Linked DNA regions of Mus musculus: all the other regions are linked to region 3. The links are chromatin loops, found by intact Hi-C in ENCODE. Cell type or tissue: left cerebral cortex. All regions are shown on one strand.

The links. A loop is a pair of places that touch in the nucleus more often than their neighbours do. Peaks named below come from ENCODE experiments on the same cell type or tissue, not always from the same donor. Only the 100,000 strongest peaks of a DNase experiment are listed, where the experiment ranks them.
Region 1: it touches region 3 in a loop (4-fold over the local background); 5 of 42 quality-filtered maps call a loop at or near these places.
Region 2: it touches region 3 in a loop (3-fold over the local background); 12 of 42 quality-filtered maps call a loop at or near these places.

The regions. Positions count from the first base shown.
Region 1 is chr14:123,236,733-123,244,732 of GRCm38, reverse strand. All of the region lies in intron 1 of Gm33906 (a long non-coding RNA gene), which reads right to left. Among named protein-coding and RNA genes, the nearest start is that of AA536875, 72 kb to the right of the region's middle. In left cerebral cortex, a CTCF peak has its summit at 4,474; a DNase peak (open chromatin) is centred at 4,482.
Region 2 is chr14:122,633,624-122,641,623 of GRCm38, reverse strand. It overlaps Pcca (propionyl-Coenzyme A carboxylase, alpha polypeptide), which reads right to left. Exons shown (of 24, transcript NM_144844.2): 8 at 3,207-3,243. It overlaps Gm46487, which reads right to left. Exons shown (of 2, transcript XM_017316344.1): 2 at 7,586-8,000. Among named protein-coding and RNA genes, the nearest start is that of Gm46487, 7.1 kb to the right of the region's middle. In left cerebral cortex, CTCF peaks have their summits at 3,632 (motif pointing right) and 6,333 (motif pointing left); no DNase peak of the experiment used is centred here.
Region 3 is chr14:122,220,386-122,228,385 of GRCm38, reverse strand. All of the region lies in intron 1 of Clybl (citrate lyase beta like), which reads right to left. Among named protein-coding and RNA genes, the nearest start is that of 1700108J01Rik, 9.3 kb to the left of the region's middle. In left cerebral cortex, CTCF peaks have their summits at 4,480 (motif pointing left) and 5,551 (motif pointing right); DNase peaks (open chromatin) are centred at 765, 3,675 and 4,477; H3K4me3 peaks cover 291 bases; H3K27ac peaks cover 207 bases.

The DNA.
Region 1 (8,000 bases), 1.0 Mb before region 3:
CATCTACAATTATCAAAAATATTTTTCAGAAATTATGAAGAAATTGCAAGTAGTTGTGTCTACTCTAGCCTGAAAAACAATCTTCAGCCATATAACAGTCAATCTCATAGTCTAGAGAATAATTAGGGCAATAGCATTAGCCCATTTCTGAGTCTTACAAGTTAGCCAGTCTTGACAGTTAAACCCACCAGTGTGATCACCAACTAGAATTGTTAGAAGCTAACATCCAAGGGATCCACATTAATACTGAAATATATTCCCTTTTTTTCATCAACAAATACCAATCAAGACATAAATATTGACATCACACATAGGTATCAGTAATAAGTAGCACTAAATAAGAAACACACCATTGTCTTGTCAACATAAAGGTCCAACTTATTGAGGGGAAGAGAGATAAAATGGAGTGAAAGACTTTGGGTACCTTGTGGTGGGAAGATATTGCCATTTTTATATGTGATAGTCAATATCATCCTAGCTGATAGAATAGTATTTCAGTAAACACCTAAAGGAAATGGAATTTGCCAAATAGATAATAAATTTAGGGACTTTAAAATCAAATTTTCCATCACTTATATTTATTGCAATTTTTTATGAAAGCAGAGGTAAAACAGAAATAATTACTATTTTCCTTTGATGACATCAAATTTCCACTTCAAGGATATAGCCATGCTGATTTGTGTTGTCTTATCTCTGTGTCTACCATTTCATCATTAGACACAGAGAAAATAGCTTAGTTAGGCAGTCTCAGCCCTCAAGACCTGTGTTGTCAGCTATCCACAGGAGAAGACCACTTGGACATGGGTTCGAACCAATGGAATGTATTTATTAGCCAGCCTGCAACTACACTGAGTATTTGAAACCCAAGCAAGCCTTTCTCACAATGGGCTTTTGGGCAAAAAAAAAAAAAAAAAAAAAAACCACATCCAAGGTTGACGCACCTCAATTAGCAAGAACAATTATCCAGAATCAGAACTATAGAAGCTAAAAAGCAAGGATAGTACCTCTAGAGATTTTCCCAGGATGATGGACTTTGATGGATTAGATCTTTGTTTATGTTTTGGCAGGTGTTGCTGTCCATATGCTGGTCTCTAAGGCCTAAGTAGTACTTCCATCATGGCAGCAGTTGTGCTAGGGTAGGAGGCCTAGTAAGATGTGGGGGGGCTGTTACTGCTGCATCCAAATCAGTGTGCTGACTCTGCTGCATTCCAGAAGGAAATGTTGGTGAGAAATAGGGGCCTAGTAATAAACCACATTACATTGTGAAAACTTTCTGAATTCTCTTTGTACCCTGAAGCACAAAAATGGATGGCAGTCTACCCTAGAGGTTGGATGACCACTTTCAAAACTTCATGGTGCCCTTGGCTAATGGAAGTAGGGTGACAGCTCATGCTAATTTTAGGTACCAATAAGTTGCTTTGATTTCTTTTAATATCGGATAACTATTTAAACAAAGAAGCTTTAATTTGAAAAACAAAACATACTTATGTAAGGTTAATTTATTTGTATTTATACAAAAACAGTAGTTAAATAAACTTTTCATATTTTCATGTAAGAATTGGGTTGTGAAACCCAAATTTTCTATAGCCTACAAAAATCGCAATGTAGCCCTAGTGACAAATCCATGGGTAAACAAACCTACAAGGGCCCCACCCTTAGAAATTTGCCATATTCAGTTTAGCTCTGACCACAGGAAATAGCAGGGTCATGATTGTGTGCCTACAGATAAGGAAGAACAAATCTCAGAACCTGTGAAATTACTCTCAGGATAAATGAGGAGTCTGCATGACTACAGAAGGCATGCCCTTTTCATAGGAAGACAGCTTTTGCTATGAACCAACACATCACTGGTGTGCCTGGAGAATAAATGAGCCTTGCCTTATTTGTATCTCTGCTAGTTTGTGCTCATTGTTTCCACATACCAAGGTTCCATGCCTGTAGTCATAAGGTTTTTTCCAACCTACTTTAGTAAGCATTCAACCTCTCCTCTAGCTCACCACACACCAGAGGTAGTAGAAAAGTTACTAGGACACAGGTGAAGTAGGCCTGTTTAGAAATAGTTCTTTCTTTCACCTCTGTTTGCTTCAGCAAAATTTTCTTTCACTTGTCTGCTTTAGCAAAACATTCCTTCACCTGTGTTCCTCGGCAAAACATCATTTGACAAAACTGACTTTCCAAAAAAAAAAAAAGAAAAACAGAAATTTCCACTTTACATGCCCACAGGAATGCGCGGAGCATTGTTAAAATGCCTGTGATGTTTAGTGACAGGAGCCACAGCAGGTACTTGCCCTGTACTTGAGATTACCAATCAGTTAATGGTCACAATAGGCATGAGATAGCTGCTCAAGCCTTGTCTTTTTTTTTTAATTAGGTATTTTCCTCGTTTACATTTCCAATGCTATCCCAAAAGTCCCCCATACCCACCCCCACAATCCCCTACCCACCCACTCCCCCTTTTTGGCCCTGGCGTTCCCCTGTCTTATCTTATGAGGGAAATGTTTCAGTGATGGTAGATAAGGCTATACACATAGTAGTGGACAGAGTTCTGATCAGACACCTAATTGTAAGACAACAGCATTCATCATTGTCATGTCTTTCCCTTCAAATAAAAGAAATAAAAGGAACTTACAATGGGCAGAAACCACTCCACCTACACCATTGTGCTTCTGCTGACCCTCACAGATTGGAGCAGTAATCCAGTTAAAGCTGGACATTCATTACTTCCTGACTGACCATCTCCCAGTAGCTTCCAGTTTCCTGCATAATAAAACTGTGTCCAGCATGACCATAACCTGCAGGGCCCTGTACACATGGCCACTACCACAGCTCAGCTGCCCATCTTCTAATGTTCAGCTCATACATTCTGTTCATGTCATTCTGGTCTCCTTGCTCTTCATGAAAGGAATGAGAATAGACATTTCTGTTCCCACAATTTACTTTCTTTTGGAGCATACAGCCATACTCTGATGGGTGGCTCACTGAGATTAAGTTTGTCTTCTGATGCCATAAATCTCAGAAAGACTTCACAGATACCTTCCTTAGGCCAGTGTCAGCTCTGGCATTCTGTGACACCTTACTCTGCTAGCCTCTGCCCCAGCTTGTCACATCTAATAACAATCTACAGATCTCTCTCTTCTCACCCTAAAGCAGAAGCCCAGTGAAGGCAGGATGTTACTGCTCCCTGGAACAGCCATTACTGAAACTAGAATATGACAGAGTGATGCACTGCTACATGAGGCTTTACATGAGTGCATGGTGCATAGTGCACAGCTATGGGAACAGGGAGAACCACAGATACATAAGGGGGTCAAATAGCTTGGAAGTCCTTCTACAAATAATAGAGCTCTTCTTCTAGTTCCTGTAACTTCCCAGAACTTAAAGGATTTATTGGAATGGGCTATAGCTACAAGAATAGGAAGAGAGAAAATTGGAGAACTTCCAAGACTCATCCCTGATGGAATCAGAGCCAGGTGAGTGTGTGGGACAAAGCAGAAGGTGCCTTTCTATAATAACAGCCCTGTGTATCAGCTATCTATTGCAGCAGTACAAATCTCTCATCTCACATCTGTCAATCAAAAGCAGAGCCTTGTTTCTCTGAGTCCTCTGCTATAGTTCTTGCATAAGGTAAGAATGAGCTGTAGCACTTCTTAGGACTCAGCAGGAAGCAGAGTTGCTTCAAACTCACTACAAGGATAGACTTAAGGCACTTTATTTAGCAGGCTATGGTTGATGGAAAGTCTGGTCTTCCCTAACTATTTTCTGGTTGTTGCTGTTAATCATTGACAGGATGGCCTCTCTGTAGAGCAGCCAATCTTCTGAGAGTAAGCTATTGTGGGAGGACTCGAACTAGTCAGAAGGCCCAGTCCTAAATTGTCCCCTAGAAGTGGCATCTACTGGATTCTGTTCATAAGCAATTCCCTAGGTCCAGCCCACACTGAAGGGAAGAAAATTAGCCAAGACATTGATACCAGGAGGTGGAGCCATTGGCAGCCTGTCACAGCTACCTACCACACTCAACAAAGTTAGTACTGAAGACATCCAAAGATTATGTTTATTTAGCTTATCTTTGCTACTGGTCTTGGGATATTTTGTAGAAAACAAAGGAAGTGAACCCAAGGTCACAGTGGGGTTGACTGGAATGCTCTTTCCCACCTCCATAGGACACACACTTAGCCTATTGTACCTTCTCCATGCCCATCTTCAGAACTGCTTATCTTAGCAACAAATAAACCTTACCTTAGCAACAGGAGAACCAGTCCAGCCCTTTTCTTGTATATACATCCTTTTGAAAAGATCTTCCTCGTGGGTCTCATACATGAACCATTTGTTTGAAAATCCTGTGTTGATTTTTCCCAACATGAGTTCATATATGAAGCATGTCTTTCTCCTGACTGCTTCTCCAATTTCTTCCACTTGTATCTTCTTGACTGGCCACCCTTCCTTTTAGCTCCCTCATAACTATCCTCCTCCAAAAGGGGGCTCCCTTACTTCACTTTTCCTTTCTCCCAACGGGAAACACTTTCAGAAACAAGCTTTAGCCCAGACCTGATACTGCTCAAATAGCCACTTTTGACCAAATGGGCCTCAAGATGGTGCTTCAGCGATGGAGAGTCTCTAGTGAGGCTCTAAAATGGGCTTTACTGATACAATCTTGGCCTATAACAGCCCTCATTTGAATAGCCCCTACCACTCCTGCTAAGCAGACACTTGAGTTTTCCTATGCTGAGATGAACCAAAGAGTTAATCAACCACTGAAAGGAATACCAGGGAGCTGGGAGAGTGGCATCCTGTGCTGCCTGCCTGCTTTCCAAATTTAAGAATAGGGAGTTCCCAAGTTCTTTGAGGGTCCTTTAAATGTTAGAATACTAAATGAGCTAGAGATTGTCTGCCATTAAATTAGCAGAGAAGAAAACCTGATGAAGAATTTTTAAAATACTGTATATCACCTTAGGGACAGAGGCATTTCTGATTTTAAAGTAAAATAAATCAACATGCTTAGGGGAAATTTGCATACATTAACATCCCATAGTTCTCTTTAGTTTGTAGAGCCTTTTAGTTGATTTATCTTTATTTTTTAATTGTCGAGTGAAATGCAATAGAAAAACCTATACAGTCTCACCACCCAGAAACCAGAAACAATAGCAGCCACCAGCAAAAATGATATACCAATACCACATGCATACATGAGACATAGATACCACAGCCACCGAGAAAAACAGAAACCAGGAGAAAATATTTGAGGCCTGATAGAACAAATATTTTCAAGATAGGAGTAATATAGCCAAATTCAGTACAAAACGTCCAGTAGAAATATCTGAGAAGAGAGGGATGCTCCCCACACCCTGAGAAAGGAAAGAGAGAATTTTCTCATACTCTTTCTCAGCTACAGATCAAACGTGAGAAAGGAGCTTTTTAAATGTGAAGCTGAATGGAGTTTTTATTTAAAAACAAAAACAAAAACAAAACAACCCTAAGAGTTACAGAGAGATAGATGGCTTAGGGACTAAGAATCTTGGCACACAAACATGGGGACCCAACTTCACATCCTTTCTTCCTCCTCCGATACCTGAAGTCTCTTCCAAATGCAGGTGACAGTGGCTGGATCTTATGCTATAGCAAGCAAACCCCACCTCAAAAGCCTTGCCTTTTCTCATCTGAGTGATCATTTCCACCCAGGCAAGCCGAGAGGACCAAGATCTATTTCAGGAACATGACGATATCTCTGTGTAAAGACCCTCTGAGTGAGACCATAGGTGAAGAACACTATCATTCTCATTGTCTTTGTGACTTAGTCTTTGTCTGCATTTCCCCAAAGTAGGACAGCCCTCCAAAAGAAAAATAAACCCAGCTCTCCTCCATGAGCTCAACTTCTGACTCCTCCTTCGTGTGAAACTCCTAGTTCAGATACATCCTCTACCAGTCTCAAAACAACTAAGCTCTAATGCAGCAATCTTTTTTTGATTTCTAAATTTCACTTACAGTGCACATGCTTGATTCAGTGCCCTTGTTGAAGAATACCCCATCAGTATCCCTGATCTTGCACGCTTGTTTTTCCCCTTTTGAGACTCCATCAATTTTCATCTAGGTCCATAATTCCTATTCAATGCTTTGCACATGGAAGTCTTCTGGTGACTGACATTTACTGAATTTTAGAACCTTTGCAAATTCATGGGCCTTCATTAGTTTTAACAAGATATAAACTTACTACAGTGAATCAAAGTAATTGCAACATGCATTGAATTCGGGCACACACTGATACAGTGTTTTCATTAAGGAAAACTTAATAAGGATATAAAAGCTAATATGGTAACCCTCCGAAGCTTCAGAGAGAATGTTAATGTTGTTCATTTAAAAGTTATTTCTAGTCAGAGGGCTCATTTCCTCCATGCAGCAACTCAGAGGCATAGGCTTCTGTCTGTGGTTCCATCATCTTCGGTGTCTGGTTTCCCAAGCTGACATTTTACCCCCAAATTGTCAGGTCTGAGGATAAAGGCTATGGAATGCCATACAATAGAGGGCAGACCTAACAGGTAAATGTGCCCTCTAGTACTTTCCCTCAGCTGGATTTCAGTCATGTAGCTATAGGAATACATGGAGGAGGAGCAGGTGGAAAGTATGAGCCTTTCCTAGATTCAGAGGGAAGAGGGATAATAAACAGTGATAATTTTAGAATTAATTGCCTGGTTTCTGCCTCACTTATTAAACCTTATACATACTATGAAGATTTCCTGAAAATGACACCCTCAACCCCAAATACCTAGATCAATCTAAGTAAAATGTGCAAAATATGCACAGCAAAGATCGTAAAAACCCCGGCTCTCAGATAACAAGGAAAGCAGAGACAGCAACTCCCACTAACTGTTCCTACCATTTTATAGAGCGCTGTGTTTCCACTGAACCTCATCTGGAAACATTCGTGAGTCACTAAACAAGCTAACTGCCTACAATAACCACTCAACCAAACAAATATCCAGAAACTGATGCTATAGACGTTAAACCATCAAAGGATAAGTGGGTGGGTGTCCTGGATCAGCATGATCCTACATGCAACAATTGAGGACAAAACAAAAATGACAGTAGAGAAAGGGAAAGGATTTGCATGAGTATCTAGACTTGTCATGCCCTCAGACTCACACAATTTTACATAGCTCACTACTTAACTGTAGAAATTAGGTATTTTTTAAACCCTTTTCCAGTGTGTGTATGTGTGTATGCACTCAGATATAACTCAAGCAAATCTTGTAGAAAAGGTGACAGCAAGTTTGGGTCTAATGTAACTCTTGTTTTATTTTGACCTACTAAAAGGCTCTCACATAATGATTCATCCCTTCTACAGAAATGAGATGTCAGGATGCAAAGGGCACCACATCCCGTCAACAGGCCATGTTTGTCTCCCAGAAGCACCTCAGGGAATTTTAACAGCAAGCACCATCTTCTGAGCCCTTCATGAGACTAACATCCGCTGGCTTCCTTTTCCACATCTGTAGGAGTAAAATTAGCAAGCAGTATGGAATCTGAGTTCTCCCCAGAGTTCAGTCAAAGGTCAGAGCTACCTTTGGGTAATTCATAGGGGAAAAAAGTTGCATAATAAAAATAATGATGTGGCATATGAATGTGGTTCCAATAGAACCATACCCTTTCAGCAGCCAGCTATATACCAACTCTCCATTTTCTGCTTGTTGTGTTTCTTAACACAGCTCTTTTTGCATCTGCCAGTGACTAAAATGTTTACCACCTCCTTGGTCTATTACTCTTGTTGCCTCAGGTCACAGAACATTCCAGTCGAGTTGCAAATTATTAGGACTGATTTTTTTTTATGCCTGTGCTGTCTAGAAAATATGCATGCATGTGTCCTCATCCTTACCCCGTGTTCACTGTCCTATACTGCTAGGATCTCTTTGTCCCTCCATTAGCCCCAATAAATTACAGTTGATTATAGCTCAGTCCCTTCTATAGTGGGTTAAATGCAGTAAAATGAGCAGGAAAATAGCAAACAAGGC
Region 2 (8,000 bases), 410 kb before region 3:
ATGCTATAATGACCTATAGAAATAACTTTAAAGGATTTGTAATAGTCAAGGAAATTAAAATGATGGTTAATAAGCCGGGCGTGGTGGTGCACGCCTTTAATCCCAGCAATCGGGAGACAGAGGCAGGCGAATTTCTGAGTTGGAGGACAGCCTGGTCTACAAAGTGAATTCTAGGACAGCCAGGGCTATACAGAGAAACCCTGTCTCAAAAAACAAAAAACAACAACAACAAAAAGACGGTTAAAAAAAAAAAAAAAAAAAAGAGACTCTCCACCAGGACCAGGTTGGATTCAGTGCAAGAATGTGAGGATGGTTCAGTGTACACAAACCAATAATGCCACAGTCCAATGATGCATTAGCTACATTTCTGCAACAACTGTGCCCTTAAAAAAGAATGAGGTTCTCCAAATAGAAAACTGAAACTAAAACAAGAGTGAAGAAAGCATATATTTTGTCTTTCCTCGGTTTGCCTTAAATGTACAAAAATAAATTATTATGTATTGATATATTTATATTTTAATAAAATTATTTTTATTCACAGTTACAAATATGTGCAACGAGTATATTTAATACTATTTTGATATTAAATATAATCTTTATTTGTTAATGGTGAATATTAATTATAATATCATCATTATGTTTTGTTTAAGTAAGAACTAATCAATATTGTATATATGAGGGTATAACCAAAATATATTATAAAGTACAATAAACCAATACAGAACACTACTACTTTGGCAGAGAAAACTGAATAGAGATTACAGAAAAGTGACTTTGTAATGTGTCTGGATGACAGCACAGTAAGAAAAGGTATTCACAGGAGGTGTCTGTGTGATCTGGAGGGTTCTCAGGGAAATCCCTAAAGCCTTGTAAAACTTCTTTACCGTGTTTCATTTCACTTCAAATTTTATGACTTCTCTTCCTTCCAGTCTGCTCAGGACACTAGCAAGCTTCTATTTAATAGCCACAACTGTAAGCATGTATTTCACAATGAGAGCGAAAGGGAAGAATTAGAAGAAATAGAAGGAAAGGGATGGGAATCATCAAGGACACACCCATGTATGAAATCTGAATTGTAATTATAGTAAATTTTTTCAATAATAAAAAAAAATGGCATTTCTGAAGTAGATGGTACATGGAAACAAATGTTCCAAACTAAAAGCTACAGTTACGTAAAAAACACAACAGTGGCCAACAATTACTTTCCACCTCTGGCAGTATAGATAAATGCTTCCAGAAAAGAAACACAGACCTGAAAGTGGGAGAGCACAGAAAGATTTTGTTTCTACCACATAGCACAAAAAAGAGGGAAAAGGCAACAACCTGTGCACAGAGTGGAGGAGCACAGCTCTGTGGCTGTGTGTAGGCCTTGCAAAATAAGCTCTAGATCCTGATTCCCCAGCAACACAGAAGAGGAAAAAGAAAACAGAAACAGAAACATAAATCACACAAGAAAATCCAGAAAATGACACTACAAAAGAAAACAAACAAAAAATAAAATAGGTTCAAATATATGTTTATAATTCTGTTGCTCACACTTGGGAATATATTTTCCCATGGACTCAAGGTCTACTTTAACCCTTAAGTAAACTTACAATGGCCATCCAAACCATAATATAAGTGTGAGATATCTCAATAAGAGTAGGAAAAACCTGATCCATCACCAAAGGGCTCACGCGCATGTGCACACACACAGACTTGAATACTGTGTCACCAAAGAAAGTGTTCTTGAGTGTAAGATGTGTAATTCACAGCATGTCACAGGCACATGATCCTAGTGTAGACTCTAGCCCTCCTGCTTTCCAAAATTCCTCCAAATATGACAATCATTTATTACAAAATATTCTCATAGATGACTTGGATAGGTGGTAATATCTAAGCTATGACTAAAAAGAGCCCAATTTGAGTTTAAAAGTGTATTAATAAAATTAAACCACTTTAGGACAGTCTTAGAAGCTGCTGAGTGCTTCATGGGGAATAAAAGGACCAATGATTTAACCCACAGACAGCAGCATTATATAACCTACCAAGTCTTACTGTGAAATTAGTACAATAGGGAAAAGCTTCTAAAGATGCTGGCAACGCTGAGGAAGTAATTAATACAGATGTTCTCGACAGATAAAATAGTATCTTATATGTACTGGCCTTATATCCAAGGCAGTTTTTCAAAACAAACAACAAAGAACACTTAATATGACTTAAATGACCAAAACCAAAATAATTTAGCCATACCCAACAGAAGCAGTACACAACAAGCCAATCACAGAAGAGCATGCTGAGGAAGCTGATAGCTCAAGAACACCAGACCAAAGAACTCTATGCTAGCTTGTCTCATTTACAAGAATATCTTAATGTCCATGATCACTTTGGAATATACAAACTTTGCCAAATCAAATGCTCTCCTATCATAGACAAAAATTCTGAGTAACAAACCACACTGAGAAAACAGGACTACTAAAATATTAGTATATGGCTTCCTGAAACAATGTAGCTAGCAGCACAGATTGTTTTAAGATGTTGCTGTAAGCCTGACAGAAAGTGTTGTCTGAGGCCCTTGCCTAGCCACAGCTTTCCATAGGTATACACATGTATTGATCTGACTCAAAATTATAGGTTTCAAAGCTTTGTTCTCTTTTCCTATTTTCTCCATTTAGACACTACAGAAGACAACTGTGTTCATGAGCAAGAGGAATATACTTGAAACTTCATATATATATATATATTCACTTGCTTAGCCTATCCAGCTCTCACCTCCCACTTTCTACTGCATCTTTCTTTCCTAGCAAAGCTATTAAGTTGATATTTTCCATTTTAGAAAAAGGTAAGAACTTGAACAAGCTTGTCAAGGGCACCTTCATTTGAATCCTGTGTGCTGTGTCCTTCACATTACAACAGACCACAGCCGAGTGCTCACACACAACTAAATACAAACTGTGTCCAATCCTCAAGACTCTTCAGACAATTATTCGTTTTAATTAGCTAGTGAGTTCATCTTATAAAAGAACCAAACTAAGATCAAGTGACTACAAGTCCTACTTTAATAAGAGAATATGGTAATTCAACTGATAAATTCTAGAGCCACAAGTAATAGAAACCAAAAACTATTAAAATATTATTTGCTCTATGGGAATTACTTATTACACGTTTGCTCAACCGTATCTGCTGAAAGACACAGAAACACTACCAAAGTTAATTTAAGGACTTACCAATTTCCCTTGCAATTCTGACAGCTTCATCTGCATCCTGTAAAGGCAGGAAATGAGACTCAACATTAATCCCATGAGACATTGCACAATGTCTTTAGGGCAGTCATATATTGCACTACTGTCTCCTCTGATTCATTTAATGTTCAATTTTACAACCTTCTAACCCTTTTCATTCAGAGAAATGTAAAATTAATACCATAAGTGGAATGTAAATTCTCCTTCGTCGTTATTATATTAAGAAACTCAAAGCAGTTTGAAATGAGCTGGCAGGAAACATGACCAGAATTGCCAATGATTCGGTGCAGTTGCTGGGATTTAATGGCAGATTTTAGATGTTTACAATCAATACTGAATTGTAAATCAGATCATTAAAGCTTGTCTGCAGCCCCCTTGTCTATTTACACACTGTGTTTTCCTAGATTCTGTCAGCAGGGGGAGTTGATTGTCTATTGTTTGGGAGGAGCTCTATCAATTTTCTAGAAATAAGTAAATTTCCAGTATCTGTAAGAATTAGCAATTGTTTAAAAAAAAAAGGAAAAAAAAGAAGAAAGAAAGGAAGGGAGGAAAGAAAAAGAAAAAAAAGAAGAAACCTTGTGATTTCCATTATATTTTCTTAACCAATTCTTCAGGTACATATTTTATCTTTACAGTTGTACTAGGCACATAAATTAAAGTTCAGTGAAACTCCGAAGAACAAGGTAAGGACTCCTCCCTGAGGTCCAAGACAGGCCTGCGTTACCGACTCACAAGTGCATCCGTCCCCGCCATTTGTCAGCAGTAACACTTAAAACCGCTTCAACAAACTGCCCCAGCCAAAGCCATTCACCTGATATACACTGTGCAAACTCTATGCACAAATTTTCGACATAATGACAAGAACTCTGAAGCCACTTTCTCAATTCAATTAATTTTTCTAATCCAGTGGCACTATATGCACCACCAGCAATGTTCTAGAACCACCAGTTGATAAATATGCAGGAATTTTTCCACAATTTCAAGGCATTCAAGGGAAGCCTGGCATTTTTAAAGCTCTTAAATTACTACATTTAAAATGAAGAGCAATCACAGTAGACTCCCCAATCCCCAAACTGGGACTAGGGGAAAATAACTGCTTCATTTATGTCCAGTTTTTAGAAAAAGAAAAGAAATTCTTCCTTAAAAGTCTTCAGTACCCAACAGCATCCCTGAATAAGGAGGCTGGAACGGGAAGTTGTCAGAAAAATTTAATTTCCTTTCATTAGCCAGTCTGCTCCACAAATAGGTGCTTGTTAAGTTCAAAGCAATCCTGAAAGCGACACCAGTTTTAAGTCTTTTTTTACTCCAAGCAGTCACATCTGCTAATGAGATTTTCCAAATAACAATTGTTTTCAAGTCAGAGATAAAGCTCTGTCTTGCTCCCTGCCCCAAAATCAAGCTTTACTCGCTTTCTATACCTTGATGCTTGCACCAACCCTGCATCTCCAAATTTTAGTTTAAAAAGATAAAATTTTAAAAAAAATCTATGAAACGGGTCATTTAAGAATGTCATGGCTTCCACACATTGAGTTGGAAGGCTCTTTGTTCCAGCCGGTGACAGTTATTGGAGAATACTTGCCTTTAATAGCCTCTGTCAGGAAGTGTTAAACCTGCCAAATCGAACAATTAGTGCCTCTTGAACAACATACAGGAAGAGTGAGGACTGGTGAGGACCCGGTTATAATCAGCTAGAAGGAAACTTTTAACATTTCATTCAATGTGGAAGGGTGTGTTTGCCAAAGACGTCTCAAAGAAATTCAACTACAACCTACAAAGTCTGGGGCCCAGGGAAGCCAACAGTGCTCAAAATCTACTTCTGGTTGTGACATATTTATGTATCCACATGACACACACACGTTATGCTTTATATGTAAAGAGAATTTGTATTTATCTACAGCAAAACTTCTCAAAATTCCTGATCTCCCACAACACAATGTTAACTTTTGACGAAGGTATAAGTTTTCCTACCATGAAAATGAATTTCTATGACAAAGATTTTTCAGATAAAATCAAATTGCCTTAAAAATTAATTTTTCATTTGTCATTCACTGAGCCAAAAAATTCATTGAGGATCTATTACGTATTAGACATTACAAAACACATATTATTGTTTTTGAAAATAAACTAAACACATGTGACACATCTAGTTTTATTATGGGATACATAAAGATTAAAAACTCTAAATAGCTCCTAAATCAATAGCACTAACATATGGTGCATAGACCCTCCTTATGGGGTTATGGATAGGAAAAAAAACATGTAATAAAGCTTTGGAAAGTCTATTCAGAACAACAGATAATTTAAGTCCAGTAAAAACAAACAAAAAACAAATAAATCTAAAGAGAAATATAAAACACATCCACCCTCAGCTTTCGCCCTAGCAGTAGGCTGACACAGGACATCCCACTCAAGTGTGAACACAGGAACAAGCCTGAGCAGCACTTCACACTTCGGTCAAGACACACACATAGCCTTTGTGCAAATAGCTGCATTTATCAAACATGGAGAGCCTGTGTCCCTTCCTCCACAGCCTTTGGTTGTAGAAAGTTATCCTATGGATGACTCTCTCACATGTATCAACAAAAACTTACAAGGAGTTTGTTATTTTCAATTGTGCTGTTTTGATAAGTAAAACATCTGGAAAACAATTTAATGGGCCTTCAACAAAGGACTAGCATACAGATGGCTCAGTGACTCTACCCATTTAAAAGAATGATGATCCATGTGTTTTAAGACACTAAGCCGATAAATATTTTCTAGCAACAGTGTATACAATCGTGTATACAATCTGGCCTTTTATCCTTCTAGAGTCCTAGCCCATGAAGAGAAACAGAAAGTCAAGTGGACAAGCAAGTCACCTGAGAAGTGATGTGAACACTTCATGGCAACAGCAGAGAATAAGAGGAAACTTGCTTTAGGTAATCGGAAAAGGACCCTCCTGAAGTAAAATTGAAAACCACAGATTAAAAAAGCCGGGTTGGGCTGGAGAGATGGCTCAGTGGTTAAGAGCACTGACTGCTCTTCCATACGTCTTGAATTCAATTCCCAGCAACCACACAGTAGCTCACAGCCATCTGTACTGGGATCCGATGCCCTCTTCTGGTGTGTCTGAAGACAGCTACAGTGTACTCATATACATAAAGTAAATAAATAAATCTTTTTTTAAAAAACTATGCAGCTGGGGCCATGGGTCCCTCCATATGTACTCTTTGGTTGGTAGTTTAGTCATTGGGAGCTCTGAGGGTACTGGTTGGTTCATCTTGTTGTTCCTCCTATGGGGCTGCAAGCTCCTTCAGCTCCTTCAGCTCCTTCAGTCCTTTCTCTAGCTTCTTCATTGGGGACCCTGTTCTCAGTCCAATGGATGGATGTGAGTATCCACCTCTTTATTTGTCAGGAACTGGCAGAGCCTCTCAGGAGAAAGCTATATCAGGCTCCTGTCAGCAAGCACTTGTTGGCATCCACAATACTGTCTGGGTTTGGTGACTGTATGGGATGGATCCTTGGGTGGGGCACTCTCTGGATGGGCTTTCCTTCAGTCTCTGCTCCACACTTTGTCTCTGTATCTCCTCTCATGGGTATTTTGTTCCCCCCTGTAAGAAGAACCAAAGAGTCCATACTTTGGTTTTCCTTCTTCTTGAGCTTCATTTAGTCTGTGAATTGTATCTTGGATATTCTGAGCTTCTGGGCTAATATCTACTTATCAGTGAGTGTATACCATGTGTGTTCTTTTGTGATTGGGTTACCTCACTCAGGATGATATTTTTCAGTTCCATCCATTTGCCTAAGAATTTCATGAAGTCATTGTTTTCAATAGCTGAGTAGTATTCCGGTGTGTAAATGTACCACATTTTCTGTATCCATTCCTCTGTTGAGGGATATCTGGGTTCTTCCCAGCTCCTGGCTATTATAAATAAGGCTGCTATGAACATAGTGGAGCATGTGTCCTTATTACATGTTGGAGCATCTTCTAGGTATATGACCAGGAATGGTATAGCTGGGTCCTCTGTTAGTATTATGTCCAATTTTCTGAGGAACCACCAAACTGATTTCCAGAGTGGTTGTACCAGCTTGCAATCCCACCAACAATGGAGGAGTGTCCCTCTTTCTCCACATGCTCTCCAGCATCTACTGTCACCTGAGTTTTTGATCTTAGCCATTCTGACTGGTGTGAGGTGGAATCTCAGGGTTGTTTTGATTTGCATTTCCCTGATGACTAAGGATGTTGAACATTTTTTCAGGTGCTTTTCAGCCATTCGGCATTCATCAGTTGAGAATTCTTTGTTTAGCTCTGTACCCCATTTTTAATAGGGTTATTTTGTTCTCTAGAGTCTAACTTCTTGAGTTCTTTGTATATATTATTCCTCTATTGGATATAGGGTTGGTAAAGATTTTTTCCCAATTTGTTGGTTGCCATTTTACATGGAGGGACCATGTCGCCAGCTGCACATGTGGCAGAGGGTGGCCTTGTTGGAAATCAATGGGAGGAGAGGCCCTTGTTCCTGAGAAGGCTCAATGCCACAGTGTAGGTGAATGCCAGGACAGGGAAATAGCAGTTGGTGGGCTGATGAGGGAGAATGGGATGGGGGGGGGGCAGGGTTCAGAGGGGAAACAAGGAAAGGGGATAACATTTGAAATGTAAATAAAAAAATATGAAATAAAAAATAGTAAATCGAAAAAATTGTTAACAGCCAAGGAAAAAAGTATGTGTGAGGAACAAAATAATTTCTGGTTAATAATTTCTAACTTAACTGGGCAGTGGTGGCGCACACCTTTGACCCC
Region 3 (8,000 bases):
TAAGCTATCACATCATTTAATGTAAAAAAAAAAAAAACAAAAAAAACAAAAAAAAAAAACCAAAAAACAAAAAACTACCTCAAAAACCCATAATGCATTGCAAGAAATTTGTAACATTGTAAGTATCTGAAGTCCAAAGTCTGCAGAGGCGCTTTCCCAGTTGCCCTTAAGGTATTGATTTTCCAACCCGCTTTAACACAACATAATATACAGTTATACGTATGTGTTAATTTTATATAGTCGCGCCAGTGATTTAAAGCAACAATTGTTTAATACTCTTGCCAGCACTGGTGAGGAAAATTAAAAACATCATTTTTTTTTAAATGAGAAATTCCAAATAAAGTCACATAGAGGAGTTATGTAGCTTCTAGAAAGAGGGGGATTAGAAAGAAAAATTTTTTTAGGAATATTTACATATTTGGACTGTTGAGTGCAGCTGTTGGTAGGTGGCCAGCGGTGGGTTATGCCTGGTGGAGACTGAATGAAAAGCGGAGAGAGATTGTTCACAAAGACGTTAATGAGAGAACACAGGAGTGTAAACGCAAGGGTGAATTCAGAGGCCACTCCAAAAGCAGTCCCAGATCACACACAATTCGGCGATTGTATTCCCCACAGGTCAGAGGACCAATGAGCGAGCAGACTCCGGTACAAGGCCTGGGGATTCAGGTGACTTTGTGAAGCATCACCACCATGTATTTTCAGAAGTGGAAACTGAGGCAGCTGCCCGGAAGGAGGACCCCAGGGGGAAAAGAATATTTAGCTACCACTATTCCACTGCCTTTCCCAAACACAATGCTGGCCTTGTTTCTCGGGCCTCCTACGGTCTTTCATGGTTTAGATACACACATTTCAATCGGAGTATTTCAGTTGCTATAACAACTTCATAAAATTGTCCCCTTTTAATCACATCCTTTTAAAAGCTGGACGTTTCGGTGGAGCGCTTCGATTTTATTCCGCGGCTACCTGCCTCGCCGGGATTCGTTTCTTTCTCTCAAACACCTGTAAATAACGTCAGTCTCTCCTCCCTCCCCGCAGGCCGGAGAGAGAGATTCTTTTAACAATGTGTTTGTACATGGCCTTATTATCAAGTTTTTAAACCCAGGTGACAGGGTGGCCAGAACTGGTTCCCGGGGCTCACAGGGGAGAGAGGCGCCGCTGCTGCCCCGACAGCTGTATTTCCCAGTGTCAATTATTTATACCACCAAACAGGTTTTGGAGAGGATTGCTGGCAGTTTTAATTGGCTTCCGGTGACTTCATGGGCACAGTACCTTTAAAATATTACCTACCTCTAGATAGAGAAATAAAACTATCGTAACACACAACTGATTCAGCCTGGTGCATGAATTTTTAATCCATCCTGAGATGTTTGGGGCAAGGCCAATCAAGAAGAATGAACAGTGGCCCTGGGCGTCAACAACCAATACAATGGGAAACAGGGACACCAGCAACAAGCAAAAACAGAGGGTGTTAAAAAAAAAAAATCCAAGCCAGGCTCTTTGCATATGTAGTGAAAAACCTAAGGCCTCACCAGCCAGCATGGAAATGCTCAGATAAGACAAAGGGCCTTGCTGGGCCTTCTTGGGTCACAATTTGAGGTTAAACACAGCAGATGGGAGAACCTGAGAGTCCACTTCATGGAACTTTAGGACACTCCAGTATAAAAATCAGTTAGGTGTCCAAGGTTACTTCAAATTTCTGGGTGTGTGTGCGCGCGCGCGCGTGTGTGTGTGTGTGTGTGTGTGTATCGAGGAAAAGATCCAATGTAACCCCATCTGCCAAACTTAAAATGCAAGGTAGACAGACAGCATGCAACAACATAAATACCGGTTGTATTTAGGGCCCCCAAACAACAGCCTTGATATAAAAAGTTAGAACTTTTACTTCAAAAAATACTGGTGACTTTTTTTTTTTGTGGTCACTGAGGTGGGGGGCAATCTCTTTTAATTATGTCAAAAGCAAAGAGAAGAGGGTAGGCTCTTTACCTTTGAATACCAAATGAGGGAAGGCCGCATCAAAGACTTCCCTTGATCTGTTTTGCCTGAAAAATTAATAGGCTTCACCAAGTCCTTTGCATCGCAAGCTCAAATTCCAAAAAAAGAAGCTGGGGTGACACCCACAGTCCCAGGGACAAAATGCAGCCAGCAAGAGGGGCTTGGCTTTGATGGGGGGGTATGGGGTGAGGTGGGGGGGTGGGGTGAGGTGGGGGGGTGTTATTTGATTTTGGGAAGTTTTTTTTTTTTTTTTTTTTTTTTGTTAACAAGGTGGATAAGCCCTGAAACTGTTCCAAGGCTAACTGTCACCCATGTTTTCCTCCTACCTACCCTCAGCCTCTTCCCTTTGCTGCCCGGAGCAGATGCTGGTGGCTGGGACAGTGTGGAAAGGCCTGGCCACCTAACTCTGCAGTTTCAAAAGGAACAGTTGAAAGGCCCGAGGATGAGCCCACAGGAGGCCTAGGGAAAAGGCTAAGTCAGCATTTCAGAGGTCCTGACATCTACTCGGCTCTTCTTTCCTCTCCTGCAAGGGGAAGGCAGGATGACTTCAAAGGGGAAAGTTTTGGGGTGTCTGGGAGGACTTTAGTTCACACTCCTTCTGGCAGCAGGATGGCCCCCAAAGGTGAATATTTGTATCTTTCTCTTAAAGAAACCCCACGGTAATCTCATTTCGGGGACACATGGCTGCTGCTGAAGTGGTGGGTACTGGAAAGTGAGACTGGGTTGGGGGATGGGGCAGCCGCTGTCCAGGCTTCTGCTTCCACTTCAAACCCTCATCCCAGGATGTCTTGGTGGCCACACTGGTACAGGAGGAATGGGAGGGTCCAGAGATATCCCATTACCAAGGGACAAGGAAGAGCTAACAGGTCACAGACTCGATAGTAGGAAAAGGGGAAAGGTCAAGAGGAAGGCAGAGGGAAAAGTGGGGACGAAGGAAGACCTCGCTAAATACCTCTCTTGGCCGAGGGGCTGGGGAGAGGGATGGAGAGACGTGCTAAGACTGCTATTTACAGATGAATGGAAGCAGGGCTTCTCCATCCGCTCAGTGACAAACCTTAATTGCTCAAAACAAAGCAAGTTTCCAAGGGCCAAGCTCTTCGAAGGCCCCATCTTTGCTGTAACGTCGGGAACAAAGCTCTATGTCCAATATTTCCATTAAAAAAAAAATAAACGAAAGCAAATCGTGATGTCTACCGTCATCTGTTTCAAAGGGTTTGATTTCTTCCCACCTCCCGGCTGCCAGCTAGGTCATCACAACAATTCATTTATTTTACTGTCTTTATAGAGAGGAGAGAAGAGAAAAACCTATGTCTCACTTCTTAAAAGGTGGCTCAAAATCTGAAATTCAAAGAATAACATTACTAAGCAATTACCTGGGAAAATCTAGAAGGCCTTCTGCGAGAACTATCAAAAGACAATATTTGTCTAGAATTCGAGCACTAACGGCCCTGACACAGCAAAACCATTGTGTTTTCCCCAACTTTTCTTTGCTCCATACAGCTGTGTTTTCACAGATGTCAAGCCATGTGTCTCCACCAAAAGGTTTAGCCCTCCCTTCAGAAGCGAATGTGGATCAAAGGTTCAAACGCAGAAATACAAGCTCCCTTCCCCTCTGGAACATGTTTTTATTTTTCCGCAGTGGCTGCAAACCAGAATTCCCATCTGCTGTCCTGCGGCACCCAGGTTAACCTTACCAGTGGGGCTCAGAGCACTGTTATCTCAGCTAAGAAGAGCATAGATGAAGAAGCGTGCCCATGCCTGAGAGAGCCACGAGGGCCCCTCCCCAAGATGTCCACTCAGCTCAGAGAGGATTGAACCAGGCAGGAGCCGAGGTGACCTTAGAAATTCATTATTCCCTTCCTGTTCCATCAGAACAGATTTACGAAGTTAAGATTGGGTTTTTCTGTGATGCACATACAACTTGTAGAAAGAAGAACATACGGTTTCCTGCCTCCTACTCCAGCAATACACAAGAACATGCAAATGATGCTTCGCTTGTTTGAAACTGTCTAACAATAGACCTGATAAAATAATATTAATCTCTATCTAGCAGGTTCCGTTGTATTTTACCAAGCTGTAGTTCTGTTTTAGATAGATCTCCTTCTGACGTGCTAATCTTTTTAATGCCTCCCTCACCCTCACTTCCTATTCTTCCCACTGAGAATATCTGTGAAACGACTAGGAGAGAAACAGATAAGTTTCTCTACTGCAAAGATGGGTTCACTGCATTTGCTCAGGAGAAGAGCAAGCCGGGGTTAAGCAGCTGACAGGGTTTTAAGACCTTTGAAGGTATTTTTGCCAGGTTCTTAAGATCGCTCAGTATCAGGTGAAATGAGTTAGACAGAGGCACGTATCCGTCTGTTTAGATCTCTGTAGACCATCAAGAGTGGAGGGATACAAAGCTTTGGCCAGTCAGCCTCTCTGGAGAATATACAGGCGCCAAAGTGGGGAGTCCTGGACTGGTTTAACACCAGTGTGTGAGTGCCATCTAGTGACCACTCCAGAACTACAGTCTAGTCACCGCACTTACCGTACAGAAACATAAGCCTCCTAACCCATCTCCCCAAGATGATTTGGTTCCAGCATTCCCAACCCTCCTGTCCACTCATGGCAGCATTTGTTGCCCTGGTTACAAAATGAACCTAAAGGAAAAGGAAAAACAAAAACAAAAACCTAAACAGCTTCAGAAAACAAAGCAGGAAGTGGGAGGGGCCCAAGATGGCTTCTGACTAGAAAAAGCAACACAGTATCAGATTGTCAACACTGAAGCTGCTCACAAGCCCCACAGAGAAGGGTAAAGAGGCCACTTCTACTAAGGAATTACTTTGACCATTCTGAAGGACAGACTCCATGAAAACGGAGTCTCCCGCCATTCACACCTGCCCTTCAGACGTCAGCTGATCAACTTTGATGAGGAAAAGCTCCCTGTCTGGGCACTCATACCTAGACCTCTCTGAGTCCTCTTTGTGTGTGTGTGTGTGTGTGTGTGTGTGTGTGTGTGTGTTATTGTACACTCTAGGGATATGAAGCCCTCCTTGCAGCTAGACAAGCTAGCAGCTTCTCCTGCTCCAGCTGCCTGGACTGCAATGTAAGCTCCACAGCAGACCAGCCTACCAGCATGCCTTGTCCTGGGATGATAGGACACTCTCACCCAGCTTTGGGTGTGGCCCTTCAGTGGCCTAAGCATCAGTGGGCTGTCCTCACTTGTGAGGAGCCGCCCTCACAGTCACCGTTACAAGATGGCGCTGACATCCATTGCTCATAGTAAAATGTGTGCAGGCGTCATTGCCTGAGCCCTGCCTCTCTCGTGGCGTTAACTGACTGATAGTGGGCAGCCAATTCGGGTGGTGCACGTCTCCAACCGTTTTACACAGCCTATAAAAGGGAAGGGCTTTCTGCTCTCTGGGTCTCCTCTCCTGAAGTTGATCATCTATCTCTCGAGATGTATTAAAGCTTTACTGCAGAAGGATCCGAGTGGCCTGCGTGCGTTTTGCTGGCAAGACGGTAGCGTGGGTCACTCACTGGTAGCAGGTGGTCCCAGAGGGCCCCATCAGCCACTAGAGGCCACTGTTCTGTCTCCATTTTATGAGTTCCAGGTAAAGACACCTGGACCAGCATAGTCAGAACAGGGACAAAATGCAACACTGTTGCTCCGGGCCACACCCATGGGATCACAGACCCTGTGAGAAGGAGGGCAGTTGTTGTAACAGACTTGCCTTTGTTTCTGGAGAAGACTCGGGCCTGAATCCGGTTCTATGGCCACACAAATCCTCATTCACACGTCCATTCCCTAAGCTGGCCTCAGTGAGAAAGGAGCCAGGTCATCACTAAATGCTGTCTCCCAGGGAGCCCGGAAGGACCAGGGCTCAGCACAGATTCATTGGCTGACAGAAAGGAAGATGCCAAGAGTCATTCAAGGCCTAGGGTGCCCGGTGGGTCAGTGAGCCTCAGCTCTAAATACCCCCACTTCTCTGCTTTCAAGGAATGGGGCATGTGGCAGAGCTCAGGTGAGGCTCATTTCTAAAGGGAGGAGGACCTGGGGCCAGGAGTAGCTGCTCATCAATGTTATCCTTTGGGGGGAGGGGTCCAGCTATGTGACCCAGGCTACATGCAACGTATCTTCTACCTTAGCCTCCAAAGTGTTGAGATTATAGGTGTGTACCGCCACACTGGGCCCTAAAATGCTACTTAATTTTAAAATGGTGGCATGTCATCCCTTCTGGTAGAGAGGGAGTTGTTTGCTCTGCCCATTCAGGTCCACTTGATGCCCCCCCCCCCCACATACCAATCAATAACATACCTTTGAACGATGACTTTAGAGCTTTTCAAAATGAACAATTACACCACTATGAAAAGCCAGACCCTAGTAGAAGAGACACTTCGAAGGCCAAAAGGTTGGGCTGGACAGGCTCTGGGGTGGTGGGATGGTGAAGGCTCCAAGTCCCAGGATCCCTTCTTATCATAGTTTCTAGCTCAGACCCATTTGGGTACAACACACCAGCACAGCCTAGCTTCCCTTAGCTACTTCTTAGGTCTGGAGAGTAAAAACACTTTGAGGACACTATCTGTTCCCAAGAGTAGAGTCAGGGAAGCCCCAGAGGTACTCTGCTGAGTAAGGCATCTCGTAGTGTTGCCTGCATCTGGATGCAGCCAGACAATGCCTGGCTGAGATGAGGGTCAATGTGAATAGAAGAGCTGTGAATAGAAGAGCTCTGTGGCTCAGAAGGATTGAGTAGGCTCTTGATGGGGAAGCCCAAACACCCAACTTATGTGAGAGCTATACTGTGAGCAAAGGGGACAGACCCCAGACTGGACCATACCTCTATTTTATGTATGTGAGTACACTGTAACTGTACTCAGACACACCAGAAGAGGGCATCAGATCCCATTACAGATGGTTGTGAGCCACCATGTGGTTGCTGGGAATTGAACTCAGGACCTCTGGAAGAGCAGTCAGTGCTCTTAACCACTGAGCCATCTCTCCAGCCCTCCATCCATGTCTTAGTGATGGTAATAAGTCATTTTTGTTGTTGTTGTTGTTTTGTTTTTCGAGACAGGGTTTCTCTGCATAACCCTGGCTGTCCTGGAACTCACTTTGTAGACTAGGCTATCCTCGAACTCAGAAATCCGCCTGCCTCTGCCTCCCAAGTGCTGGGATTAAAGGTGTGTGCCACCACTGCCCGGCTAATAAATCATTTTTTAGGTCATATTTGGGAGTCTTTTGACCACAGCCCTCAGACACATATCCTAGTTTATCAGTATGTATAAATTGGGTACTTCTAGCTTATATGCTTAGTGCATTGTGCTTGAACCTGTCTTCAGAAAAGGCAAAGCTGTAAATTGTCCTGTAACAGAGCTGTACCTTGTCATGGTGAGATTCCCAAGGTAGAGAAGGTTGATTAAAACGCACTCGCGCACAAATACACACACACACACACACACACTAAAACTAGCCAGAGTTGGTACTGGTACTCTGATATATGCCTGTAACCTCACAACCCAAGAGGCAGAGGGTCATGAGTTCAAGGCCAACCTGAGCTACAGAGAGCAATTGGGAGCCTGTCTCAAAAGTAAAAAAACAAGGCTGGGGAGAAGACGCAGCAGATATGAGTGACGCTTATACTTTCAGGGACCAGAGTTCAAGTCCAAGCAGCTATCTGTGTAAAAAAATTCATACACATAAAATTTAAAAAATAAGTAAATCTTTAAGATTATGTGTTCACGGTAAGATGGCTCAACGGTTAAGAGCACTGAGTACTCTTCCAGAGGACCTGAGTTCAATTCCCAGCAATCACATGGTGGTTCACAACCATCTGTAATGGGATCTGATGTCCTCTTCCGGTGTGTCTGAAGACCCATACAGCATACTCATATGCATAAAATAAATATTTTTTTTCTTTTTGGTTTTTTGAGACAGGGTTTCTCTGCATAGCCCTGGCTGTCCTAGAACTCACTTTGTAGAACAGGCTGGCCTCGAACTCAGAAATTCACCTGCCTCTGCCTCCCAA